Linked DNA regions of Homo sapiens: region 1 is linked to region 2. The links are chromatin loops, found by intact Hi-C in ENCODE. Cell type or tissue: IMR-90. All regions are shown on one strand. Each heading gives the region's core, and the rest is flanking DNA. Links, peaks and the distances in the headings are about the cores only.

What was found. A loop is a pair of places that touch in the nucleus more often than their neighbours do. Peaks named below come from ENCODE experiments on the same cell type or tissue, not always from the same donor. Only the 100,000 strongest peaks of a DNase experiment are listed, where the experiment ranks them.
Region 1: it touches region 2 in a loop (11-fold over the local background); 4 of 110 quality-filtered maps call a loop at or near these places.

Annotation. Positions count from the first base shown.
Region 1 is chr2:168,289,429-168,299,045 of GRCh38, forward strand. No RefSeq gene overlaps it. Among named protein-coding and RNA genes, the nearest start is that of STK39, 47 kb to the left of the region's middle. In IMR-90, for the core only: a CTCF peak has its summit at 4,559; no DNase peak of the experiment used is centred there.
Region 2 is chr2:168,150,401-168,160,017 of GRCh38, forward strand. All of the region lies in intron 5 of STK39 (serine/threonine kinase 39), which reads right to left. Among named protein-coding and RNA genes, the nearest start is that of STK39, 92 kb to the right of the region's middle. In IMR-90, for the core only: no CTCF peak of the experiment used is centred there; a DNase peak (open chromatin) is centred at 4,851; H3K27ac peaks cover 557 bases.

The DNA of each region.
Region 1 (9,617 bases), core at 886-8,885, 140 kb after region 2:
TTCCCCTTTGAGCTTAAACTAGGTTTTTGTCACTTGCAGAGAACTACAAAAGGCACACTGCCTATTTTACAGATTACGTAGGATCACCTTGTTTAAAAATTTGAGTTTCAGACCACACACGGCGGCTCACGTCTATATTCCCAGCACTTTGGGAGGCCAAGGTGGGTCGATCACCTGAGGTCAGGAGTTTGAGACTAGCCTGGCCAACATAGTGAAACCCCGTCTCTACTAAAAATACAAAAATTAGCTGGGTGTGGTGGCCCACGCCTGTAGTCCCAGCTACTCAGGAGGCTGAGGTAGGAGAATCACTTGAACCTGGGAGGCAGAGGTTGCAGGGAGCCAAGATCATGCCACTGCACTCCAGCCAAGGTGACAAAGCAAGACTCTGTCTCAAAAAAAAAAAAAAAAAAAATTGAGTTTCAATTATTATTACACAATTTAGGCATCTCAGCTTCTCTTTATGACCTGCATGTTTCTAAAAGTCATACCTTTAAATTAGAATGCTATTTCTGTTAAATGACTATCATGTTTGTGAAAAAGCTTATTTAAAAATTCATTGGAAATTTACAAATGAAATAGTGAAGTGGCTTATGGCATTCTTGTTCCCTCACGTGAAAGAGTCAGAGAATGTGCGTCATCACACAACTACCATAAAAACGGGCTATGCTGGGTTATAAAACAATGTTGTCAACACTTTAAGCCAGGTTTGCATGTCAGAGTGTCTGTCAGTTGAAAATCCTATAAACATTTTTCATAGAGAATTAGTTCTAAGGACATCTCTGTTAAAATATTTCTCTTCTTATTTGTTCACTTTATTTTCTTTATCGTCGCGATTCCTTATTTAAGGACAGGTGACAGGACTTCATGAAGACCTGTTAATAGAATATTATCTTGGTATATGGGGAAGAATATATGATATTTGGAATAGAGGGTGTCTGTGAAGAGTAACGTTAGAATTTGGTTTAAAGAGTTTAAGGAGATGCACCCTTTTGAATTTCTAAATTCGAATTCCTCAGTCTCTTGGGTACTCTGTGAAGCTAATTTATTATGAACGATGGACAGAGCTCCCATTTCCGGGTGCCCTCTTCACGGCAGTGACCAGGGAAGAACATAAATGGTCGGACAGTGCTGCTAAGATGAGGTCGCAGCACAAAAAGTCCCATTCCTCAGGCTGGCTCAACTCCAGCAATAGAGATGAGTCCCAGGGGTTCCTGCATGGTCCCCAGCCAGTAAGCTTTTGCCAGGACTTTCCTAAAGATGCTGTGAGATTTTTTGACACTGAGTAAATAATAAAGAGTAAAGAAATAACTTATTAAATAAAGATGATTGCATTCCTATTACAGGCCTCATGTTAAATCGGAATTGGAGAAAACCCTGTTGGCAGATAGAAAACTTTAAAATCTATTTCATTCCTGTTTTCCCTTTTCCTTTTCTTTTCTTTTTTTTTTTTTTTTTTTTTTTTTTGAGACAGAGTCTCGCTCTGTCACCCAGGCTGGAGTGCAGTGGCGCGATCTCTGTTCACTGCAAGCTCCTCCTCCTGGGTTCATGCCATTCTCCTGCCTCAGCCTCCCAAGTAGCTGGGACTACAGGCACCTGCCACCAAACCCGGCTAATTTTTTTGTATTTTTAGTACAGACAGTGTTTCACCATGTCAGCCAGGATGGTCTCGATCTCTTGACCTCGTGATCCGCCCACCTCGGCCTCCCAAAGTGCTGGGATTACAGGCGTGAGCCACCGTGCCCGGCCCTCTTTTTCTTTGTCCTAACTACAGATTTGCAGAATCCCTGAGAGACTGTAACTACCTATGGCTCTTCTCCCCCTATTAATATTTTTTTAATCTAAAACCAGGGAACCATGAGATATTTGAAGTGGTTGGAGTGACCTCATTGACAGAAGTGTGCATCCCTGAGTTCCATAAAAATGCTTAGAGCCCCCCAAAAATCAGTCATCACCAGCCTTCCCCTCCCTCTATTATTCGTTATGAGATTTAGGGTGATAAGCTGACTGGTTTCAGAAGGAGCCTGAAGAAAATATGGTGCTATTTGGTAGGTACTCATCTATAACGTTGTTACAGAAGCTTTCACTTTTGAGTCAGGCTTGGTGTGCTCTTTGGGTCGATAACATTTCAACAACCTTGTATGAGTGCAAGAAATGCCCAGCATCTCTTTCCAGGGTCTCTGAAAGATCATGACCTCAGAGCAAGGGACCATGATGTTGGTAATATCTTTAGTGGCTTAACCAAAATTTGTATATTTAATCTTTAATAATTGGGACGCTATGTGTTCATATACATTCTATGAAATGTCTTATTATTAAGAAACATCTGTCATATTAATTCCAAATAGAAGCAATCTAAATGTAAAATGTGATAAATACTAGCTTTTATATCTAAACTTCCATAAGTAAAACTTACTGTTCTTTTGGAGGTGAGAATTATAGTATTGGCATATTGGTAGCTTTTAAATCAGGATTTTAGTGTATGTCACTGTTTTTTATTATTATTTTTATTATACTTTAAGTTCTGGGATACATGCACAGAACGTACAGGTTTGCTACATAGGTATACATGTGCCATGGTGGTTTGCTGCACCCATCAACCCATCATTTACATTAGGTATTTCTCCTAATGCTATCCCTCCCCTTGCCCCCCTCTTCCCAACAGGCCCCGGTGTGTGATGTTCCCCTTCCTGTGTCCATGTGTTCTCATTGTTCAACTCCCACTTATGAGTGAGAACCTGCAGTGTTTGGTTTTCTGTTCTTGTGTTAGTTTGCTGAGAATGATGGTTTCCAGCTTCATCCGTGTCCCTGCAAAGGACATGATCTCATTCTTTTTTATGGCTGCATAGTATTCCATGGTGTGTATGTGCCACATTTTCTTCATCCAGTCTATCATTGATGGGCATTTGGGTTGGTTCCAAGTTTTTGCTGTTATGAATAACTGTAATAAACAGATGTGTGCATGTGTCTTTATAGCAGAATGACTTATAATCCTTTGGGTATATGCCTAGTAATGGGATTGCTGGGTCAAATGGTATTTCTGGTTCTAGATCCTTAAGGAATTGCCACACTGTCTTCCACAATGGTTGAACTAATTTACACTCCCACCGACATGTCACTGTTATTTTTATCAACTCAGTGCTACGATTATGCACCGTATCCCTTCTACATTTAAGGCAGTTTGTTTCATGGTGAGATTGCTGTTTTGATCCTTGGTATCATCCTTAACCCAAACAGAAGTGACTTCTGAGTGTTCTGTTGTTTTCAATTTTCTGATTAACAGAAAAATACCATATGAGTATTATCTTTGGCTTTTACTTCTATGCATTCACGTGTTTAGTTAACTTGTTATGCTTTAATGGCAGGACATCAGAGAGTTTCACATGTGCATTGACATAAGTATTGCATTTCATATTAAGAAGCCAAGTTCAATAAATACAAATTAAGTTTCAGTGGATTCAACTTCATTTTCGGATTGAAAAATAAACGAATAGTCTGTGAGAAAAGAGGTAACTACAGTTCAAAAGATTAGAAAAAATATGTTCTATGTTAAAACATTTCTGGAGATGATTTTAATTATCTCTGTGAGTTCCTTTTGACCTCCAGAATCTTGTCTTCAGGGACATAAACATTTCCTGCCAATGCGCAGTACTATGGATGTGGAAGGTATAGCTGTCTTTTTAGGTCTTTGTTGTTTCTCAGTTACTTATAAATAATTTTCTGGTATCTTTCACCTAAAATGAAGGTTCTAAAAATCTGTCACATTGATAAGGCCTGAAATGTCCTGATTTTTTTCAATAAAATTATACCAGCTTGTCTACTTGTTGCTTGTTTCTTTTTCATGAAATTAGAAGAAATAAGATATAGACAACTTACAATCTGCTATTTAGCCTTTTGGATGTGTGTAGATGTTTCATTTAATTGTGTGTTATATTAAGACACTTTACTAAATTTTCTCTTTGCATTTCCTTTTCAATTCACTCTGCTTATAAATCCAAGTTATTTATTATATAAGGCCTCAAATATCCTAAAAGCAAACAAAAATATTAAAAAAATGTGGTATCACTTTATTATCATTTCTTATAGGATTATTTGCCTTTTATCATTATTAAGAAATATGAGTTCTTATTTTTTTAAGTAATTACATCATTCATTCTAAAATGGCATCCCTTTTGTTTGCATAACAAACTATCTCAAAATTTCATGGCTTAAGACAAAAACTGTTTCATTACATCTTGTGATTTTGGGGGTCACAAACTTGGGCAGTTTGGCTGGGTGATTCTTCTGTTCCACATGGTGTCAATGAAGGTCATTCAGTGGTGTTGAGTTGATGGTCCGAGGGTCCTAGACTGCTTCACTTATATAACTGGTGTCTTGGCTCAGCTGGAACTGTTGACCGGAGTACCTATGTGTGGCCTTACCAACGCCTCAGCATAGTTGGTCTTTACTCATGGCTGCTCTGAGAGCAAGTGTTCCATTGATCAAGACAGAAGCTCTGAGATTTCATGAGATGGCAATGGAAGTAACACAGCCTCACATCTGACCTCTATTGGTTGAAGCAGTTACAAGCTCATTCAGATTCAAGTGGAGGGGACACAGATGCCATTACTCCATAGAAGGGCTGTCCGATAATTTGCATTCATGTTTTGAAATGGCCAAACCATTCCCTCTAATGTCTAAAATATTTTTTCTCTTCCACATAGACTCCTAGAAATGGTGCAGTTCTATGAAATCGTTTGGCTTTAAATTCACTTATGGTGGAGTTTTTAATTTCATGACATATATATTTTCCCCTAGTATTTCTTGCCTGAAAGAAGAGTGCCAGTATCTGTGTTTATAACATATAAAGCTGGAAATAATAAGAACTCTCTTCAGAGGGAAGTAATTCATCCAATAGTGGACTTTATGTTCTATTTCCATGATAAAATACAGATTTCCTTTAAAAGCCAAAAAATATAAAAATATAATTCCAGCTTATTAAAAGTAATAGCCTAAGAAAAGCATAGAAGTAGAATATCCTCACAGTCCTGGTTTTTAATTTTATTGCAAATATAAATATTGTCTACTTGAAAACATTTCGTCTCAGCATCTCTCTACAAATAACCAAGCAAGCATTGATTGACAGATTAGGCTTACTAATATTGCCTTCCCTTTTCCTAAGTGAGCTGTTCTACTTACATTTTTGACAGTTGAAAATGACTGCTTGCCAACATTGTCAATGATATGTTGAGTAAGAAATTGTGTTCTTCTATATCATTTTCTAACCTCCCATTTTTCTTTTCTTTTTCTCTTCACATTCGTTGTTCTTATTGAGATGAAATGATCACAAATGGTTAGAAATTGTCTGTTTTCCCTTGATCAGGTCCATTTATCCTGTGCTTAGTTTTTCTAAATGTATTTTTTTAAGAACATAAAAGATGGTATGACTCTGCTTGCCAGTCCCCACAATGACACTGTCCTTTCCTATCTAATCAGCTCTGCCACTGACAATCCCACCCATTCCACAGAGCCTGAGCCCCATCACCCTTACTCTATTTGGAAGAAGAGCCATAGAACATCATCACAACATTCTGGCAACAGAGAACCAGGTGGCCCTCTGGGACATGATGCAGGATTCCAAATGCTGAATTATAGCAGAGTATTGTGGTAGAGTGAACCCTGAACTGGAATCCAGGATGCTTGGCTTATCATCCTGAGAAAATACCTGAAGATAATATTACTCCTTTGTCTCAATCCCTGTGGTTCATGGGGGACTGGAGTCATCCATCTCTTAGATCCAGAGTTAGGCCCTGGCTTGGCTAAGCAGCATATCTCATGCCCCTGGCACAGTTCAAGGGTAAGCATATTCCCAGTAAATATAATAAAAATTAGACTTTGGACTTTTGCTACAACTACATAAAAAGAAGTAATTTCTCTCTACTGAGATTGTTAAACAAAATATAAATCTTGAGCTTCTGGTGGCCATATTTGCCATCACTAAAGAAAACCTGCTATGAATGAAGTCAATCAGAAGAAGGCAGAGGTAACAAAAAGATACATTATTCATTTAATTGAGCACTGCCTGAATTCAGAACTACTCCCTTGACTTTTCAGTTGTAGTCTATACTTGTACACTTTGATTCCATTTGTAAGTAATTCTTAAACAGGCAAAACTCACTCATAGTGATAGGAATTAGATCAGTGTTTGCCAGAAGTAGTGAGAGGTTATTTACAGGAAAGATGTACAGCACGATTTTATAAAAAAACAGTTGACTGCATACATATAAGTCTGATTCTGGACTCTCTATTCCATCCAAAGGATCTATATATCTATCCTTACATCAATACTATACTATCTTGATTACTGTAGCTCTAAAATGTCTTGAAATCACATAGCATAAGTCCTATATCAGTTCTTTTGAAAATTATTTTGGCAATTCTAGGTGCTTTGGATTTCTGTAAAAATTTTAGAATCACCTTGTCAATTTGGAGAGAATTGACTTTTTTTTTTTTTTTTTTTTTTTTTTTGAGATGAAGTCTTGCTCTGTTACCCAGGCTGGAGTGCAGTGGCATAATCTCGGCTCACTGCAACCTCTGCCTCCCGGGTTCAAGCAATTCTTGTGCCTCAGCCTCCCAAGTAGCTGGGATTACAGGCATGCACCACCATACCTGGCTAATTTTTGTAATTTTAATGGAGACAGGGTTTCATCATGTTGGCCATGCTGGTCTTGAACTCCTGGCCTCAAGTGATACACCTGCCTTGGCTTCCCAAAGTGCTGAGATTATAGGCAGGAGCCACTGTGCCCAGCCTGAAGACAATTGACATCCTAGCAATATTGAGTCTTCCAATCCATAACCCATAGTATTACCTCCCCATTTATTTAGTCTTTAGTTTCTTTTGGCAATATTTTGTAGTTTTCAGTACACTGATCTTGCACATATTTTTAGTAAATGCACTCCAATTATTTTAGGGTTTTGATGCTACTGTAAATGATACCTTGTAAAATTTCAAATTTCAGGTATTTGTTGCTAGTATATAGAAATACAGTTGATTTTCTTATATTGATATTGTCCTGCAACAATGCTGATTTCATTTATTAATGCTGTCTGTGATAAAGATACTCTTCTTTCTTTTAATATGTATGTTTTTAAATTTTTCTTGGCTTCAGTACAACATTGAATAGAAATAGTGAGGACAGATATATTTGCCTTGTTCTTGATCCTAGGAGGAAAGTGTTCAGTATTTCGCCATTAATTATGTTGTTAGCTGTAGAGTTTTCAGATAACTTTTATTAAATTGAGGAAAATTCCTTTTATTCCTGGTTTGCAAAGAATTTTTGGGTTTTGTTGTTGTTGTTTTATCATGTTTTGTTTTATTTTATCATAAATGGGTATTGAATTTTATCAAGTACCTTTCCTGGATATGTTGAAATAAACATATAGTTTTTCTCCTTTATGTGTCAATATGGTGACTTATATTGGTTTTTTAACATGTCTAAATACTAAATTATATATTTTATTACATATTTAATAATCCTCCATTATATATTTTCTTAAAGCAAGGACATTATAACTATAGTACAGTTACCAAAATTAGGAAACTAATATTGATAATAACATGTAACTTACATGCCTTAGTAAATTTCTGTGTTGTCCTTTTCAGTGTCTGCGTTTCAATCCAAGATTACATTTTGTATTGATTTATGTCTTCTTAGTCTCCTTTAACCTCTAATAGTTCTATAGTCTTTGTTTTTTTGTCTTTGACACTTTCAAAGTGTATTGAGCATTATTAGTCATTTTTTAAAATGTCTCTCAATTTGGATTTGTCTGATGTTTCCTCATGATTTGATCAGTAAGCATTTTTGGCAGAATGTCAAAGAAGGAATGTTATGTCCGTCTCAGTCATTGTTTCAGGAGGCACAAGATATCAATTTGTCCTATTAATGGTGATACCCCTGATCACTGCTAGGTTTCTCCACTCTAAATTTCTGGCTTCCCCTATGTGATTAATTTGTGTCTTATAGGAAAGGTACTCTGAGACTCTGTAAATATCCTGTTTCTCACCATGCTTTTGCCCACAAATTTTATCATCCATTGATAATTATTGCCTGAAAAAATTATTACTGTGATGGCTGTCAATTGATTATTTTCTAATTCCACTATTCCTTCTACATTTATTACAGTATTTGGTATTCTACCATAAGAGAGAGCTTTCCCTTCTTTCTTGTTTTATTTTAATTCATACACACATATATCGAATACAATATCTTATTTGGGTAGTTTCCATTGCCCTGTCTTCAAGTTCACTTATTCTTTTCTTTTTTTGCAGCATCCAATATATAATAGTAAATCCATCTGGTGAGTTTTTCATTTTGGATATTTTAACTTTCAACTTTAGAAATTTGACTAGGCGAATTTTTATAGTGTCCATGTCTTTCCTCATCCTATACATGCATTTCTTAAATTTTGAATTATGTTAATTCTACTGATTTGAAGTCACTTTCTATTCATTTCATTGTCTCTGTTACTTCTGGGTCTGATTCTATTCACTGATTTTCTCCTGGTTATGGGTCACATTTTCCTGCTTCCTTACAGTTCCCAGTAAGTTTTTATCTTATGCCTTCTATTATGAATGTCATCTTATTGAGTGTAAGAATTTTCTCTTTGTTTGAAGGTTAGGTTTTCATCCTTATGAATAGTTAATTTATTGCAGAGTCTCTTGATCTTTTTTTTTTTTTTTTAAGAGACAGGGTCTCACTATGTTGCCCACACTAGACTTGAACTCCTGAGCTCAAGTAGTCAACCTGCCACAGCCTCCTGATCTCTTGATCCTTTTTTTTTGTTCTTGTTTTTGTTTTGAGATGGAGTCGCACTCTGTCACCCAGGCTGGAGTGCAATGGCGTGATCTCGGCTCACTGCCACCTCCGCCTCCCAGGTTAAAGCAGTTGTCCCTGCCTCAGCCTCCCGAGTAGCTGTAATTACAGGCGCCCGCCAACACACCCAGCTAATTTTTTTCTATTATTTAGTAGAGACAGGGTTCCACCATGTTGGCCAGGCTGGTCTTGAACTCCTGACCTCAGGTGATCCGCCCACCTTGGCCTCCCAAAGTGCTGGGATTACAGGCGTGAGCCACCGTGCCCTGCCCTTCTTGATCCTTTTGAGGTCTGTTTTAAAGCTTTAGTAGGGCAAGTGTATAGTAACCTATACTATAGAGGTTATTTCCCCTGGTCTTAAAGCAAGGCCTTCCTGGAGTCTCTGCTAAATGTCCAGTTGTTCAAGGAGGTCTCTCCAGTCTGGCTCAAGCACAGATCTTGAATGTCTTTCAGTCCTGTGGAAACTTTAGTGGTTTTTCAATTTAAAGTTCCCCGGTAGTTCTCTTTGCCTGGCCTCAGTGAGTCTCACTCTGTGCATGCACACATTAATGTTCAGCCAAGATTCAAAGGGACTGCTCTGAAGCTTTCTGGAGATTTTATTCTGTGTAGTTGCATGCCACAAATTCCTGCCACTTCAGCCTCCCTAAAATCTGTCTTTTTAGCTCAGTGAGACCCTGTGCTTTGCTTCAGTTTGCACTCTCTGTAAGAGGGCCTGGAGGGTGCCTCTACGTGACAAATCTAGGTAATGTAGGATTTACCTTGCTTGTT
Region 2 (9,617 bases), core at 796-8,795:
AAATTCATATACATGGCACACCTCTTTGGGAATACACAGATTTTTATGAAATCTTTGTTAAGTGCATGAAAATAATTTATAATCACAATACTTACTAACAGTTTATCAGTAACAGTTGCTCACTGCAGGTGTGATGGTACTGGGAGAGAGGCTATAGGTAAACATGATTCTTTGCACAGATTTATGTGGCACTACTCCTTTCTCTCTCATTTGTGAAAACCTCTAATGAATTGTGTAAGGGTGATATCAGGTTGGTGCAAAGGTAATTGCGGTTTTAAATTAAAAGCAATGGCAATAACCACATTACCTTTGCACCAACCTGATATCATATTATTAGAGTGATAACCTTGAATCTGCTTACCTTTTAAGCAAGTCAATAAATATGTTGGCACTTTACTATTAGTAATCAGTTATTCACACACCACTACATATTGGGACACACCACCCATCTTGCTTGGGAGAGAACCTGGTACCCCAAGAGGAACCATGTAGAACCAAAGAGGTTCTTCTGACACCCTCACTCCCACCCAATCCCTTCCCCTCACCCCACATCAGGCTCCTGGTTTTCATTTCTATTTATTCCTTCTTGAAAGCAAATGGTGCTCAATGGCCTTGTTTGGCTCTATATGCCATGGGCCCCAACCATGGCATGGTGTCCAAGTCATTCACAGTCAAAAAAACATAATCCTACAGTATTTCCTGAGTCTAGGCCCTAGAGAGTCACTTATCAAATGCTCTAGTCACTTATCAAATCCATCTTCCCTATCTATTAATGAGGGAGCAGTAGTCATAACCTTCTTTGAAACATCAGAGAATGACAGTTTCACAGCCTTTTCTGACAACAAAAGAAGAAATCATAAGACAGTCCATAAAGGTAGAGTTTCATCTTTTAAAATAAAAGAAACACAAAGAAGCAAGCCTTCCCATGACTGGGGTCTCATATGTAGACTCTTGACATTGCCATCAACCAGTTTCCTTCAAATAGGCTACATCCTTTGCACCTTCTACAAGGAATCAAATCAATTCACGATAGAAAAATTGAAAGAAAAATTCAGGCCAGGGACGGTGGCTCACTCCTGTAATCCCAGCATTTTGGGAGGCCGAGGCAGTCAGATTGCAAGGTCAGGAGATCGAGACCATCCTAGCTAACACGGTGAAACCCCATCTCTACTAAAAACACAAAAAATTAGCCAGGTGTGGTGGTGGCACGTGCCTATAGTCCCAGCTACTCGTGAGGCTGACGCAGGAGAATCGCTTGAACCCAGGAGGTGGAGGTTGCAGTGAGCCGAGATCACGCCACTGCACTCCAGCCTGGGCGACAGAGTGAGACTCGGTCTCAAAAAAAAAAAAAAAAAATTCAACAGGATTCTTGGTAAAAACACAGAAGCTGCTACTCCCTCCCCAATTCCTCAGCCATTCTCTCAATCAAGACACCACAGGCTTAAAAGGGACAAAAAGAATAAGTGGTGGTCAATGCCAATTATATTTGGCTCAAAGTTCAGTTGACTGATACAGTCAATTAGCCACAGCAGTGGAGAGGACCAGTTGAACAAAATGGCAAACCACAGATAATCTGCCCATCTATGTCAGAGCTACAGAACCCTTGCCCCAAAGCAGGTGAATTTTCAGTAAGAAGTAGAGTCACTGGTCACACCTGGAGCAGCAACAGAAGGGAAGGCTGGAGCAGGAGTCCCAGCCCAGATGTGCTGAAGGTTCCAGGCCAAGAGACAGCTTTTTCAAGAGTTCACTAGTGGTCAACTTTCTATTAAATAAGATAATTACACTGAACAAAGGAAAAACACAGATAATTCCCACACCACATATCCATTCTTCCCTGGATCCCCAATGTGGGGTGGGAGGACTATTTTTAAAGATGCTCTGGTAAAAGCAGCCACAGGACAGAGGCTTGGCTTACTCTCCTCTCTACACCCAAGACAATCCTCTGATTTGAATTCTTCAAAACAGTACTGAGAATGTCTTTAAGTGACTGCAGCTAATGAAGGGTTATTTGAACATTTTGATGCAAGATAGGTCCTTGGAGAACATCTTGTCAATCTTCCTTACTTTACAACGGAAGGAACTGAGCCCCGGCGCTCCTCAACCGTCAAAAGGCATAGAGTTAAGAAGTATATTGGTGGGGTAGGGGTGAAACCTAATGGCAAGAAGCAAAAGTGAAGTCTGAGGAGATTTGAGAGTGAAGTGCTTTTATGACTTTCAGAATGACCTTAAACAAGTCCACAATTGCTCAGCAGTCCTCAGATGCTTCATCTGAAGGAACTATTGTGCTGAACTGACAGAGTTGCTGTAAGGAGAGCACCAGGTAAGTATATTATACAGGTATTATTGTTTCCCAAGCCAAAGGCAAGCTTCTAAAGTCAGCGAGGGCTCCTGGCCGGCCATATCCGCAGAGACAGGCATGAACAACTTAGATCAAATATTAATAAGTCTAAATTTCCAATGCAATATTCATATACCTGCAGGTGATCTTTTTTAAACAAATCTTCACTCAACCAGCACTACTATCAGAAGCTTCCATTAAGCCACAATAGCCCATCTGTACATGTTAAAAATATGATCCCTATGGGAGAAGATTAAAATAACACAACTCCAGTTGCTACAAGTATTTAAGGAAACAATGCACACCATTGTTTTACAAAGTTTTCAGAAGGATTAGTTGAATCTTCAAAGAATCTGCAGATTTCCAAATCTGTGATAAAAGAAAACCTCACACTGAAAACTCCTAACATTAAAGAGTCACTGAACTATTGCTCAATATTCTTTTAATCTAAATTTACTATATAGTCAGATGTTTATTAATTCATTTGACAACTATTTGCCAAGATCTTACTAAGTGCCACTTCCAGTTCTAAGTACTGGGACTGTAGACCAGAAACCCCTGCTCTCACGGAGCTGACTTTTAAGTTGGGGCAGGAGTAAGGGGGAGAGGTAAATACAGATAAAAGCAAAATTACAAAATATAATACATAGTAGTAGTTCTCAGACTTCAGCCTGCTTCAGAACCCTTAGAGGGCTTCTTAAAACACAGATTGCTGGGCCCTACCTCTAGAGTTTCCGATTCAGAAGGTCTAGGGTAGGAGAACACAAGAGTTTGCATTTTTATCAAGTTTATGCTGCTGCTGCTGCTCTAGGAGCACACCTTGAGAGAGCCACTGATAGAGAGTACGCTGATGTGTACAATAAAGAAAACAGAGCAGGGCAGGGAATACAAAATATGGGGTGGGGGGGGGTTACAATATGAGGCCTGGAAGTCTCACTGATGTGACACTTGAGCCAAGATCTGAAGGAGGTAAGGAAAAGAGTATTCCAGAAAGAAGGAACGGCCCATGCAAAGATCCCGGGGCAGCAGCATGCAAGGTAAGGAGGCCGATTTGACTGAAGAGGAAGATGTAAGAGTTGAAATCAATGACATAATGAGGGGCCAGATCTTGTAAGGCCTCACGAGCCACCTTAAGGATTTTGACTTTCACTCTGAAATGGCAAGGGGTTGGAGGGTTTTGAGGAAAGGCATAATACAAGTCAACTTAGTTTAACAGCATTAATCCAGATGCCGTGTAGAGAACAGACCACAGAGGGGCAAAGGCAGAAGAAGAGGTCCTTTTAGGAGACCACCATAATAATCCAAACAAGAACTGATGGGTCTGTGGACCAGGATGACAGCAGGGAGCTGATGAAATATGGTCAACCATAGGATTTACTAACATATTGGATAGGATGTAGGGTCCAAGAGAACGACAAGGATCGAGGAATATCAAGATTTCTGGCCCATTCAATAGAAGAATGGTTCTCCCACTAAAAGAACTGGGAAAGACTGTGAGAAGCACAGTTCAGGAGCACAGGGGTCATAGAGTTCTCTATTAAAGTTATCCACTTGTTAGAGTTGCAAGGAAATTTGAGAGCCTAAGCACATCATTTTACAGGTGATACAAACTATGGCCAGCAAAGGGTAAGGACAGTAAGTTAATGACCACTGGGGGCCTAGACTGGCTACTGTGTCCTCAAGTGTACTACATACAATCAAGTGTTAAATCATATTCCACAGAATGTAAACACAGGTTAACACTATTTAAATGTCCTAAAAATCTGTAATCAACATATGATACATGCAGTAACTTATAAGATGTTATTGACCAAAACCTATTTACAATACATATTTAAAATTTATCCCCATTACAACCTATTCAACTAGTCCTAATGTGGATAACTTAAGTTACCCAGGTATAGGCATTCCCTTCACACTTAACACATTTTTTAAATTTATATAGTTGACTGTTTAATGTGTCACCTAAACTCCATGACAGTAGACACAATGTCTCCATTGCTTACCACTGTGTCAGCTGAGAGGACTGTGCCTAGAACATAGCAAATGCTCAATAAATACCTGTCAACTAACCACTGAGGATACACTGAAACCAAACATCTAATGTTTACCTTTTCTCCCACAGAAGGAGCAGGCTATACAAATGGAGGTTCTGGGAAAAAGAAAAATAAACGAAAAAATAAGCAAAGGACCGAATTGCTCTGCTTTCAAGTCTAAAAACTCTTATTTTAGGCAGACCTCCATAGTATTTGGTAATATGTGAAATTTAATTTAATAATGAATTGCAGGCCCTTACAGGAAGGAAAAAAGAGAGGGAAGGAGGGAGACTGAGTCCCATCTGCCTCATGCCCCCCTAGACACTCTTCTGTGAAGCTCAACCCTGTCCCCCCTGCAGCTAAACGTGCAGAGCTGAGCAAAAATTCCAGCAGGAGAGTAGAGCAAAGTGGTTCTCCTCCACCGGGTTCACCCAGTAACATTTCCTTAAGCTGTTGCTCAAACAACTGCTAGCAGCTGTTAAAGCATGAGAAGCTGCTTACAATCTCCCCAAGTATTTCTCACTGATGGTGTGCAGCTGGAATGAAAAACTCAGTTTCCAGAACTGAGTACATTCTTGGTTCATTCTAGAGCTCTTATCAAATGTTACCATTTGTCGAGATACCAAAAATCAGGGAGCCACATTAATTTACTGTCCTTATTCACTTATGCCAAAAAAAAATTCATGTATGAGAATTTTGTCGTAATTCATCAAACCATAATTCACATAGTTATAAACTGTTCCTGAAACTCAAAACAAATATTTCGGTTCACTATAAAGCACTTGCACCCCCCCCACCCCAACAGATTTTAATTTTCATGTGTATTCTATTTTCTGAGTATAACCAGTTGCCTCTTCATTCATGTTCTCTGCTTCACTCTTCCTTAACTTTAGCCTCATGGCTTGCAGGCTAGGGCAGTGCTTGTCCAAAATCAGAAGTGATATTCCCCATTAAAAACTATTTTCAGCCTTTAAAATATGCAGTAGTATACATACCTAAATATTTAAAATATTTCTGCCTCCCTCCCTGCTAAGCTGATATATTCTTACTCATTTCAACTCTCAGCTATGCCTTACATCTGTTCTCTTTGCCACCAACAGGCACATGTACTTGCATAACCTGCTGCTGAGACAGGGTGTCTCCCGTGCCTCTAGGCAGAGTGCACTGACCCAAAGTTCAGGAACACCTGCCATGTATCAGGTACCATCTGGGAATGCTGCGATGAACAACACAGTTTCTCCCTCTGGGAAGTATCCAGTCTGAAGGGAAGATGGGAAAGTAAAGGCCCAATGTCAGTGCTGTGTCATAGGCTAGCTAGAGTATGGCCAGAACCCTTGCAAACCACCAGGGTGAGGGGCTTAACCTGGTGCAGGTGGGCATGGTGGAGGAAATGATCATGAAAGGTTTCTCAAGGAAAGAATTCTTCATGAATAAGTCATGAAAAGAAGTTACTCAGGTAAGAAAGGGGAACCCTGAACAAGAAGCTATAAGCATTTCAAGTCACAGCAGAAAGCACTTGCAGACATGACCAGAAAAACAGGCAGGTCCCTCATCTGCCATTAGTAGGAAGCTGGAGCTTTATTCCATCAACAATGCTTTATTCCATCAACAATGCTTATAAACTTTATGCAAGAGGAAGATACAGTCAGATCTACACTGCAGATTCTTCACTCTGGTGATATTGAGGAAACTGATGGGAAAAAGAAAAGAGCAAAATAACACGGCAGGAGGTCAGATGGAGTGCCTAAGGCCTCGCACCTCCCTAGCCACCGTGAGCTTACCACACCCTAAGTAATTAGAGGACACCATCCCAATTTCAATACGAAAGCAATGAGTTAGCAAATTCTAAAATAAAATGTGTTTTAACTCCTTTAATGCCGCAGTATATTCTCATTACACAAACGTGCAAAATGAGGCACAGAGAAGCTAAAGCTATAACTTGGTTACACAGCTAGAAGGAGCAATGCCAGGACTGAACTATGGCTGTCTGGTGTCAGAGCCCATGCTCTGGGCCAAGGTGCTCATAAATGTGATGACATCATTTCCTGATTGGATGCCTCCGGGGCTTTCAGCGCTTTCCCACACTAATCAGAAGCTGACTCCAGCGCTGCTCGGGTGCCTTGCTCAAAGCAGCAGCCTCTCTTCCCTACAACACAAAAAATAACTCTTAAACCCCTACCCTCCCCATCAAAGTGCACTTTATGAGGGCCAAAGGCCACAGAAGGAAAATGAAAGAACCTAGCAGCTATGGGTGTAAAAACTCAACCACCTTGCCCATCTTCCTCTAGCTCCTTAATGGATAACGCCTAAGTGACAGAAGCAAGTTAAGTTTCATTGCATGTTTTCCTAGCACTTTTAGTCATGGGGTTTTCAGTGTTCAAGATGCAGATTTAAAATGAAGATGTATTCAAGGCTGATAAGGATATTATCTCCCTCCCAGTAAATAAGAGATGCTACCCAAAGTTCTACCAATGTACCTTGGACAGTGAAAAACCCAGGGCATAAGCTTGATTTGAATGGATGCACATACGTGAGGCATTTTGATGGTAACTTTCTAGAGTTCCAGGCTGCTTTCGCTCAGTACCAGTTTTTATTTCTGTTATGTAAAACCAGGGAAGGGAAATTCACATTCACACACATAAGCACTGTCTTTGTGTATTGGGCCTACTATAACAAAATACCTTAGACTGGGTGACTTAAAAACAACAAAATCTTATTTATCACAGTTCTGCAGGCTGGGAAGTCCAAGATTATGGCATCGGCAGATTCACTATCTAGTAAGGACCCGCCTTCTTGTTTATAGATGGTGCCTTCTGTTCGTGTCCTCACATGGTAGAAGGGCACGGCAGCTCTCTGGGGCCTCTTTATAAAGGCACTGGCCCTACTCATGAGGGTTTAGGCCTCATGATCTTATTACCTCCCAAAGGCCCCACCTCCTAACACCATCACATTGGTAATTAGGGTTCAACATATGAATTTGGAGGGCACACAAAATTCAAACCACAGCACACACACACCTAAAAGGCAAACGTAAGTGAAAATGAGCATGAGATCTACCTTACATAATGTAGTAGTAAGCTTCTACAAAGTTCTTTATAAATCAAAGGTGTTGAAATCAACATTTTTATAGAACATCAAGAGTAGCCACTATTTTTTTTAAATCTTAGATTAAAAAGATTAGCAGAAACCACCTCAAAGTGATCTGTTTCATATGAATTTCTGTTTGCTCAAAATAGTGTCTCTCATTAATTCTGGACAAACAGGCTTAGTCATTTGCCAAAGCACTAAGCTCTTCCTGACAATATGACAGGGCATCAAATTGGAAGATAAAATGCTATGCCGTGGGAAGAACATGACTTTCGAGTAGCCACTCCCCCTTCTATCACACAGTGCAGCAAAACCTATTACATTTTCCAAGGCATCCAAGTTGATTATCAGGAAGTTACACACACTGGACCTCTAAGCATAGAAGGTACAGTAAGAAGGAAAGCATTTTCTCTTAAACCCTGAGTAGGCTGTCCTCAGGTTCTAATTCACTACATCAAACCTGAAGTTTTCCAGTCTGAAAAGAGTGTGGTGTCATTATTGAGCTTAATTCTATACCAAATGACGCTTAGATGGCTGCTTCTCCTATGCCCTGAAACCTTACCAGGGACACCCTTGTGTTTCAGCCTGAAGGAGCAAGGAGGAAGAAGGTGCTGAATATGTTCCCTGGCCCAAAGGGGAATCGATTTATGCAGAGACACAGAAGAGCTAGTGATCGCTGGGGTATATTCCATCTGAAAGTGAGGTCATTTAAATCCAGATTTAAGGTCCTCCTCCTGGAAATCCCATAGATGTGAGTTGACAGTTTCTAGAGTCAGACTGTCCAAACCCAAAGCATGGCTACACCGCTTATTCTACGTGTGACCTGGGCAACTGACTTCCCCACTGTAATTTAGTTTCTCCTATGTAAAATGGATGCAATAGTACCTTCCTCATGGAGTTGTGCTGAGGACTGAATGAGACTCAAAGCATTCAGAATCCAAAACCTAGCCTGACACACAGGAAGCACTCAAGACACATTAGTTCCTGATTTTATACCCACGTTCAATAGAAATGTACATTCTTCCCAGAGAATTTGGACTGTGTTCAACAGAACCAGGCTCATTATCCTATCCACCACACTTCTAGCTGCATAATAAAGTGAGGGTTTCTCATGGTCTAAATCAGGCCCTTTAATCTTCTGTTTTCTGATAAAAAGTTCTGAAAAAGGGAATTTATACATATGTAAAAGTGAGTGTTTCCCCTAAAAAAAAACAAAAATCATTATGTTTTCTATTAGGATAGCAAAAATGCCCTTTCTTAAAAACAGTGCACACAATAATATTCTCAAGGTGGGCAATGTATATTACACTCAAAGAAATAAATGCAAACTTAACTTCTCCCCTGCTTAACTTTTATTTCAAACTACAGGGCCTCAGAGGCATAAAGATACAAAGGGGAAAGAGCAAAAACAGACTGGGTAAAAACAATGTATTATTTGTCCAGGTAGCAACAAAAAGGGACCGTCTCACCCCTGCCGTTGCTGAGTCTCCACATTCCACTCTTCCCCCCGATCTCGCCTGTTTCACCCACCGACAAGGATGCCAGTAAAAGACCCAGAGACTCCTGGTCCTCATTTTTGTTCAGGCAGCAACCAAGTACCTGACCAAGAAAGTCAATCTCCTATAAAATGAGGACAGCAGTAACATCTACCTTTCCAAGGAGACATTAAAAATGCTTTAAGGCAATAACCTTATATTATAGTGAACACTTTAAAAATTCAAACTTTAAATACTGTATTAGTTGGATGTTATGATCAGGTCAGAGAATATGGGAGAAATTAAATGTGAATTCTAGAAAGCGACAGTTCCAGAGATGCAGAAGCTGTACATTTAGGTGCCTGTCAAGCAGCCACCATACATCTGGGAAATGGCCATTCCAGTTTGTGTTATTACACAAGCATGAAGTCGCATACTCAAAAAGATACCAAGGAAGTCCCGGATGGCTGGAACACAAAGTCCTCAGCACATGCCAGGCATAGAAAAGGCACAGCCCTCTCTACACATCAATTCACTTAATTCCCACACCTACCCTGTGCAGGGGCTTCCTGCCTGAGCCCTTCTGAACTCAGCAGCCCGCACAGTGCAGGCACGTACTGGGTCACAACAGACTCCTCGGCAGTGAGGAAAAACCCAAAGGCCTGTGATGGAAGGAAAAAG